2 separate regions of the Homo sapiens genome follow, and region 2 is linked to region 1. Evidence: chromatin contacts called from ENCODE Hi-C or POLR2A ChIA-PET data. All regions are on one chromosome and are shown on one strand. Each heading gives the region's core, a stretch centred on a gene start or an enhancer-like site at or near the end of the contact. The rest is flanking DNA. Distances are from core to core; before and after follow the strand shown.

What was found. Hi-C counts contacts between places; a loop is a spot of excess contacts on that map. ChIA-PET counts read pairs that join two places held with the same protein, here RNA polymerase II (POLR2A).
Region 2: a map of gastrocnemius medialis shows a loop between it and region 1 (4-fold over the local background). The contact joins the promoter of SYNGR1 here to the enhancer-like site in region 1. A Hi-C loop is called at or near these places in 1 of 168 maps with a recorded cell type or tissue (gastrocnemius medialis). POLR2A ChIA-PET finds 5 or more read pairs at or near these places in 2 of 52 experiments (PC-9 and activated B cell).

Annotation. Positions count from the first base shown.
Region 1 is chr22:39,058,707-39,064,139 of GRCh38, forward strand. No RefSeq gene overlaps it. Among named protein-coding and RNA genes, the nearest start is that of APOBEC3G, 16 kb to the right of the region's middle. RefSeq lists a silencer at 3,725-3,904. Within about 2 kb of position 2,750, at least 2 of the 41 ENCODE cell types and tissues checked have a DNase peak (open chromatin) inside an H3K27ac peak, as active enhancers do.
Region 2 is chr22:39,347,719-39,351,275 of GRCh38, forward strand. It overlaps SYNGR1 (synaptogyrin 1), which reads left to right and starts at 2,273. Exons shown (of 4, transcript NM_004711.5): 1 at 2,273-2,391. The coding sequence starts at 2,293. RefSeq lists a silencer at 2,320-2,479.

The sequences.
Region 1 (5,433 bases), core at 1,500-3,999:
GTTTGGCTTGCTGAGAAGTAGTGGAGTGGGGCAGAGTGGTAGCCTCAAGGATAAATATGGAAGATACTATAGCATAGCCTGCCTTTGCTGGTGAGTGGCAATTAGGCCTGATGGAACTGCCATCAATAAACCAAGTGTGATCAGGGTGAGGAACAGGAAAGAAGGAAATATGGGGAAATGGAGTGAATGCCAGGTGTATCAGAGAGATACAGTCATGGGTGTCAAGTGTGGTATCAGGAATAATGTGGGAGGCCAGATTGAAGTCTGGGCCAGGAACAATGGTAATTTTGGGAGACTCAACAAAGAGTGAGTATAGCTGAAGGAGCCGGAGAGCAGAAAGTATATGCATCAGGTGTGAGGAAGAAAATAGATTTTGGAAGTTATAAGAACTGTAGAGAGTGAGTTGAGCACAGTTTGTGATTTCAAGGGCCTCTAAAAGTATTAAGGCAGTGGCAGCTGCTGCACAGAGACATGATGGCCAGCCTAAAACAGTAAGGTCAAGTTGTTTGGACAAAAAGGCTACAGGGCACAGTAGCCTTGTGTAGGAATCCTGGTCCTTGTGTAAAAATTCCGACTGCACAGCCCTGTACTTTGGCTGTGTGTAATGAAAAGGGTTGGGATGAGTCAGGGAGAGCTAGTGTGGGAGCAGTCTCTAAAGCTGTCTTCAAGGAACGGAAAGAGGAGTAGGGAAAGGATTTAGGATCTATGGGGTCAGCTAGGTTTCCCTTTATGAGTTTACATTAGGTTTTGTTAGTACGGCAAAACCAGGTATCCAAAGATGAAAGTATCCAACCATGCCCAGGAAGGAAAGAAGTTGTTTTTTTGTAGAAGGGGTTGGAGTTTGAGAGATTAGCCAGACATGATTGGCAGGGAGAACATGCATGTTTTCATGAAGAATTATGCTGAGGTAGGTAACGGATGGGGAAGAAATTTGAGCTTTGGAGGGGGGATACCTGATATCCTCTGGAGAATAAATGTTGAAGGAGCAGGAGGGTATCTTACTGAGAAGACTCAAAGGAGGGACTACAAAGTAAAAGGTCATCCATGTATTGAATAAGGTGGGAAGCAGAGGGGTGGAAAGAAAGTAAATCACGAGAAAGGGCTTGGCTGAAGTAATGAGGGCTGTCCCTGAAGCCTTGTGGCACTATAGCCCAGGTAAGCTGCTGGGACTGACGTGTGTCAGGGTCAGTCCAGGTAAAAGCAAAGAGAGGCTGGGATGAAGGGTGCAAAGGAATAGTAAAGAAACCATGTTTGAGATCCAGGACAGAATAATGGGTTGTGGAGGGAGGTATTGAGGATAGGAGAGTATATGGATTTGGCACCATAGGGTGGATAGGCAAGACAATGTGGTTGATAAGGCACAGATCCTGAACTAACCTATAAGGCTTGTCCAGTTTTTGCACAGGTAAAAGGGGGGAATTGTAAGGAGAGTTTATAGGCTTTAAAAGGCCATGCTGTAACGGGTGAGTGATAACAGGCTTTAATCCTTTTAAAGTGTGCTGTGGGATAGGATATTGGCATTGAGCAGGGTAAGGGTGATTAGGTTTTAATGGGATGGTAAGGGGTGCATGATCAGTCACTAAGGAGGGAGTAGAGGTGTCCCATACTTGTGGATTAAGGTAGGAAGACACAAGGGGAGGACGTGAAGGAGGCTCTGAACTGGGGAAAAGGGCGGCAATGAGGTGTGGCTGTAGCCCAGGAGTAGTCAGGGAAGAAGAAAATTTGGTTAAAGTGTCCTGACCTAATAAGGGAGCTGGGCAGGTGGGGATAAATAAAAAAAGAGTGCATAAAAGAATGTTGTCCAAGTTGGCGCCAGAGTTGGGGAGTTAAGAATGTTGTCCCAGTTGGCGCCAGAGTTGGGGAGTTTTAAGAGGTTTAGAAGCCTGGCTGTCAATACCCACAACAGTTATGGAGGCAAGGGAAACAGGCCTTTGAAAAGAAGGTAATGTGGAGTGGGTAGCCTCCGTATTGATCAAGAAGGGGACAGACTTACCCTCCACTGTAAGAGTTACTCAAAGCGTCCGTGATGGTCCAGGAGGCTTCTGAGGCAATCGGACAGCGTCAGTCTTCAGCCACTAAGCCGAGAAGATCCGGGAAGGAGTCAGTCAGAGAACCTTGAGCCAGAGTTCGAGGGGCTCTGGGACTGTCTGCTGGGCGAGTTGGACAGTCCGATTTCCAGTGGGGTCCTGCACAGGTGGGGCATGGCTTAGGAGGAATCCTGGGCTGTGGGCATTCCTTGCCCCAGTGGCCAGATTTCTGGCACTTGAAGCAAGATCCTGGGGAAGGCAGTCCTGGAGGAATGCCTGACCCTTGCAGTTTAGGCGTTCTGAAGTTCTTGTGTGCTGGAGATGTGGCTGGGGTTTCTCTCACAGAAGAGGCAAGTAATCGCAACTCTTCTCTATTATTGTACACCTTGAAGGTGAGGTTAATTAAGTCCTGTTGTGGGGTTGAGGGCCAGAATCCAATTTTTGGAGCTTTTTCTAATGTCAGGAGCGGATTGGGTAATAAAATGCATATTGAGAATATGACGGCCTTCTGGCCCCTCTGGGTCTAGGGCGGTAAAGCATCTAAGGGTTGTTGCCAAACGGGCCATGGACTGAGCGGGGTTTTCATATTTGATGAAAAAGAGCCTAAACACTAACTGATTTGGGAGAGGTTGGGTAAAGAAAAAGGAGCATTAACCTTGGCTATGCCTTCAGCTCCAGCCACCTCTCTAAGAGGAAACTGTTGGGCAGGTGGGGGAGGGCTAGACGCAGAACAAAACTGTAAGCCAGACCCGGTGTGAGGAGGGGAAGTGATAGAAGGATTATAGGGTGGGGGAGCAGAGGCTGGCGAAGAGTTGGGACCTGGCTCAGCCTGGCGAGGAGCAGCCTGAGGAGAAGAGGAGAGGTCAGATGAGTCTGTGGAAAAGGAGGATTCAAAGGACTCAGAGCTTGGGGTGGAGACTGAAGGAACAGACAGGAGAGAAAGAAGAAAGTTTTGGGATGAGTCTCATCAGGAGCAGAGATTAGGAAGGGACTGAAGTGTAAAAGAATGCCTGGACATCAGATACCTCAGACCATTTGTCCATTTTATGACAAGAATTATCTAGATCTTGTGGGATGGAGAAATTGAAAGTGCCATTTTCTGGCTATTTGGAATCATTGTCGAGTTTGTACTGGGGCCAAGCGGTGTTGCAGAAGAAAATAAGACGCTTAGGTTTCAGTTCAGGTCTGAGTTGAAGAGGTTTTAAGTCTTTGAGAACACAGGCTAAGGGAGAAGAAGGAGGAATGGAGGGTGGAAGGTTGCCCATAGTGAAGGAGGCAAGCCCAGAGAACAGAGAGGGTAGAGACACGGAGAAGAGGGGGTAGTGAGCAGCCCTGGGCTGCAATGTGGGTGAGCAGCCAAAGCAGGCATCCCCACAATTGACTGACCACCAAGGGAATGTGGGTGAATAATCAGGCAGGCGTCCCCGTGGAGATCAGACACCAATGGAGTGTGGGTGAATAATCAGGCAGGCGTCCCCGCGGTGATTAAACACCAAGGAAAGGCTGTCTTCCCGAGTCCGTGACTGGCGCCGGAGTTTTGGGTCCATGGATAAAATGTGTCTCCTTGTCTCTACTAGAGAAGAAAAAGAACTGGAATTGGAAGGACAGGAAGATTGAAGGGTAGCGAGAGAGGAAGGCTGGAGGGTAGTGAGAGAGGCTGGAGAAGAGCGAAAAGACCACTTACCTGATTTGAAATTGGTGAGATGTTCCTTTGGCTGGTTGGTCTGAGGACCCGAGTTGTAGGTGGATCTCCTCACCCAGTGAAGGTGAGGACAGGGGACCGGTCTCCCGAAGGAGTCCTCCCGTCCCGAGTTTTGGCACCAAACGTCACGCACGTCTGTGTGAAGAGACCACCAACAGGCTTTGTGTGAGCAACAAGGCTGTTTATTTCATCTGGGTGTGGGCGGGCTGAGTCCGAAAAAGGACTCAGCAAATGGTGGTGGGATCATCATTAGTTCTTATAGGTTTGGGATAGGCGTACAAAGTACAGTCTCAAGAGTGGGGACAATATTACAAAGTACATTCTCAAGACTGGGGAGAATATTACAAAGTACCTTCTTAAGGGCGGGGGAGAATATATCATATCAGTTAGGGTGGGGCAGGAAAAAATCACAATGGTGGAATGTCATCAGTTAAGGTTATTTTCACTTATTTTGTGGATCTTCAGTTGCTTCAGGCCAGGTGGATGTATATGTGCAGGTCACAGGGGATATGATGGCTTAGCTTCAGCTCAGAGGCCTGACAGTCAGGAGTTCAAAACAAGCCTGGTCAACATGGTGAAACCCCGTCTCTACTAAAAATACAAAAAAATTAGCCAGGCGTGGTAGTGGATGCCTGTAATCTCAGCTACTTGGGAGGCTGAGGCAGGAGAATCGCTGGACCTTGGGAAGCAGAGGTTGCAGTGAGCCGAGATCATGCCATTGCACTCCAACCTGGAAGACAGAGTGAGACTGCATCTCAAAATAAAAATAAAAATAAATTAATCATCTGTTGGCTGGGTGTGGTGGCTCACACCTGTAATCTCAGCACTTTGGGAGGCCAAGGTAGGCGGATCACCTGAGGTCAGGAATTCAAGACCAGCCTGGCCAACATGGCAAAACCCCGTCTCTACTAAAAATACAAAAAGTAGCTGGGCATGGTGGCGGGCACATGTAATCCCAGCTACTCGGGAGGCTGAGGCTTGAATCGCTTGAACCAGGGAGGTAGAGGTTGCAGTGAGCCGAGATGGTGCCACTGCACTCCAGCTTGGGCAACGGAGTGAGACTCCGTCTCTAAAAAAATTAATTAATGAATTAATTAATCATCTGTTGAAAAGGACCTGTCTCCAAATACAACCACACATTGAGGTAGAGGGGTTAGGGCTTCAATATATTGATTTTTGGGAGAAACAGGGCAACATGGCAACAAGCCACAGTCACTGTGGGCGGGCCTGAGTGGGGAGTGCAGGGGTTCCTGTCCTGTGTGTCTGTCTCACAGGGGAGTCCCGACCTGACCCTCACAGCCCCTCCACCCAGACCTTCCTGCATGTTCCACCCAGCCCACCCTCCTGCACCCAAGAGCACCCAGCCCTCCCTCCTGCTCATGCCCCTCCCTTCTCAAATCCCTCCCAGCAGTGCAGCTCTGGGCTAGGACACAGCCTAGGGAACGTGACTGAGAAAGAGCCAAGAAAACTTGATCAGTGATCAAGTTGGTGTTTAAGTAAGATTTTCAATAAAAAGTAGAATTGGGTACTACATGGAGGCCTGAGATGTTCAGAGCTTTTTGAGAAAGCAGAACAGAAAGTAGAAGGGCAACCAGGAACCAGAGGTGCCAGAGAACCGGAAGCGCGGGCCCTCCGAGGAGACAGGGAGTGGGCACCTGGGTCTTGGGCCTGTCGACAAACAGAGTCAAACTCTGTAAAATATTT
Region 2 (3,557 bases), core at 1,023-3,522, 290 kb after region 1:
CCACATCACACCCAGCTTGTATTTCTGACTAATGATGTTGGGCATCTTTTCTTTTCTTTCTTTCTTTCTTTTTTTTTTTTTTTTTTTTTTTTTGAGACAGAGTCTCGTTCTGTCGCCCAGGCTGGAGTGCAGTGGCGCGATCTCGGCTCACTGCAAGCTCCGCCTCCCGGGTTCACGCCATTCTCCTGCTTCAGCCTCCCGAGTAGCTGGGACTACAGCCACTACACCCGGCTAATTTTTTTTTTTTTTTTTTTGTATTTTTACTAGAGATGAGGTTTCACCGTGTTAGCCAGGATGGTCTCAATCTCCTGACCTCATGATCTGCCCGTCTCGGCCTCCCAAAGTGCTGGGATTATAGGCGTGAGCCACCGCGGATGCTGGGCATCTTTTTATGTGCTGAGTTGCCGTGTGTATATCTTCTTTGGTGAGGTGTATAACTATTCAAATCTTTTGCCCATTTTTTAAAAAGTGGGTCCTCTTATTATTATTGAGTTCGAACGTTCTTTATTTGGGATGCAAGTTCTTTAGATCTATGCTTTGCAAATATTTTCTCCCAGACTATCGTTTGTCTTTTCATACATTCTTTTAACAATGTCTTTTAAAGAACAGAAGTTCTTAATTTTGATAAAGTCCAGTTTATCAATTGTTTCTTTTATGAATCATGTTCTTCATGATTTTTTTTTTTTTTTTTTTTTTTTGAGACGGAGTCTCGCTCTGTTGCCAGGCTGGAGTGCTGTGGCGCGATCTCGGCTCACTGCAACCTCCACCTCCTGGGTTCAAGTGATTCTCCTGCCTCAGCCTCCCAAGTAGCTGGGACTACAGGAGCTCGCCACCACGCCCGGCTAATTTTTGTATTTTTAGTAGAGACCGGGTTCACCATGTTGGCCAGGATGGTCTCAATCACTTGACCTTGTGATCCATCCACCTTGGCCTCCCAAGGTGCTGGGATTACAGGCGTGAACCACTGCGCCCGGCCTTCTCTTGTGCTTTCTTCTAAAAGTTTTATATAGTCATAGTAGACACCTTATAAGTGTGCTGGATTAAATGTGAAAATGTATGTAAAGCCCTTAGCACAAGGCCTGGTAGAGACTAAACAATCAGCTGAGCCTAAGATGGACATTGACTATGTAATTTTTATAAGGAGCACCCTCAGGCCCAGCACACATTTCCTCCACACAGATGTTGTGTCCTGTCATCACAGAATGGCAGGATACCAGAGAAGCAAAAGCCTCCACCCATATCCTCATCCAACCTGCTCCTGGAACCAGTGAAGGTGACTGCAGACATAGAGAGGCCATAGAGCTACAGGGCAGCAGGAGAGCCAGCCCTGGAAGGTGGCCCTTCCCCTGCAGGGAGCACTCCTCCATCTAGCCTCCGTTTCCATGAAACCTGGAGGTCTAGCCCAAGCTGTGATGGGGTGATGGGGACTAGGCTCTGTTTACTGAGCACCTACTGTATGCTAGGCCCTTGGGTAAGGCATTGAATAAGTTAGACAACACCTGGGCCTCGGGAGCTCACAGACTAGCAGCAGAAGAGGCCATGAACAAATGATTGCGTAATTAATTGCTAGATTCAGGAAAGGGGCAACGTTCTGGGGTAGGAGGGGATGGGGAAGAGGAAGTCTCAGCCGCCGCCTCTGTGCCAGGCCCCTCCAGGCTGGGGGTGGGAGGGTGCGCGGGCACAGGGACACACATGACGTCATCGTAAGAGGCAGGGGAAGGGTGGTCCTGGGAGGTGGGGGCTGCTCTGGAGGGCTGTAAGAGAGGGTCATTCACTCGTGGTTCATTCATTCGAGAAATATTCATGCGGCGCCTACTGCGTACCAAGCACCCTCTAAGAAGGACGAACACAGCTCCTGCCCTCTCATTATATTTGGGGCCGACAAAGTGGCAGGAAACAGCCAAACAAATCAAGCGTGAAGATGGTTTCAGCAGAGCCGACGGCTCAGAGGGGCTGCGACCGGGGCAGGGGACCGGGGATGCGGGGCAGGGACACGGCCCACACTTGCTGTGCACGCACCGCCCTCCCCCAAACACTTTGCAAAGAGGTCACCGCACTGGCTGCGAGCGCGCCCTGAGCCCCGGGCCGCAGCACGCGCGCCCCCGCGCCCGAGGTCGCGCGCTGCCCAGCCCCCCGCCCGCGCCCCGCGAGCTGCGCCCGCCGCGCACGACGCCCCCTCGCGGGAGCCCTGGGCCGCCGGCCGCGCGCGCAGGGGAGGGGGCGGGGGCGCCGCGCACGCGCACGGGCCGGCGGCGCGCGCCGAGCGGGGGGCACCGCGCGGGTGCAGCCACGATGGAAGGGGGTGCGTACGGAGCGGGCAAAGCCGGGGGCGCCTTCGACCCCTACACCCTGGTCCGGCAGCCGCACACCATCCTGCGCGTCGTGTCTTGGGTAAGGACGGACTGGCCGACGGCTCTGCCAGGCCGGGGTGGTGGGGGTGTGAGCAAAGGCGGCGCGCCCGGACCGACCCCGACCCCGACCCCAACGGGCCCCCGGCGGCGGCGCGGCGGCGGGCGAGGAGCTGTCCTGCCTGCGGGGCCCGCTGCCGCCGCTCCTCCTTCCCGGGCCCGGGGCGGGCGGGATCCCTGGTGCTCGCGGGAGACGCCGCTCCGGCTCCCGGAGCCCTGGTTTCCTGGGGCCCCCGGTTCGTGCGCCCCCCTTCCCGCCCCGATTGCTGTGACCTCCAGGCCGCGGCTATGCCGCGAAAGGCTCGGATTGTGCGCGGCCGCCAGGGCGGACTGGGGACCGTGGGGACGGAGCCAGGGTTTAAGGTGGCCTTTTTTGGGGGGTGGATCAGGGCGTGGACCATCTCGGTGGGGTGCATGCCGCGCCTGCGATGGACGTTGGAGGAGGAGAGGGCCGGGAACCGGGTTCGTATTGCCTAGCCCGGCCCGTGTGGAGCGATGAGTCGGGAACTGAGTACCTCTCTTCCACCCGGGAACTGCCTCTCCTTCTCTGCGTGACCTTGGGCTGGGAGCCACCCAGGAAATGTTCTCGAGAAATGAGGACTTCAATTCCGAGGTGGGGAGTGTCATCTCCTCTCTCATGCCTCAGTTTCCCAATTTATAGACAAGGTGGGCGGAGCCTTCTTGAGGCCCCCTTGGGCTCTGACATTTCATGAACCGGTAACACCCCTCCCACTCAGCATGCACCTGGATGCCCAAGGCGGGTGTCTGGGAGAAAGGTCTGCTCCCACAGTGAAGAGGCCAGGGTGGCCTCCAGCCTAGCTGGGGGGCAGGGTCCTCAGTGCAGAGGGCTGAGTGGGCTCTTGTTCAGACGGGTGGTCAGGGAGAGGATGGGTCAGAGACAGTGAGCACAGAGGGAGGGGTTCAGGTGCCTTGAGTGGCACCTCATGGAAAGAAGCCCTGCTGGGGTCTGGAGAGGGGGTTTCTGGGGCTCCCTGGGTTTGGCTGGCTGTATCCCAGAAACTCCCACTCGAGGTTCTGGCCTCTGCAGGCCTGGGGCCCGTTCCTTGTGGGCTTAGACTAGGAATGGGCTAGACTGTCAGGGACCCCAGGGGCTACCCCAAGGCCAGCTGTGACCTCAGGGTGCCCAAG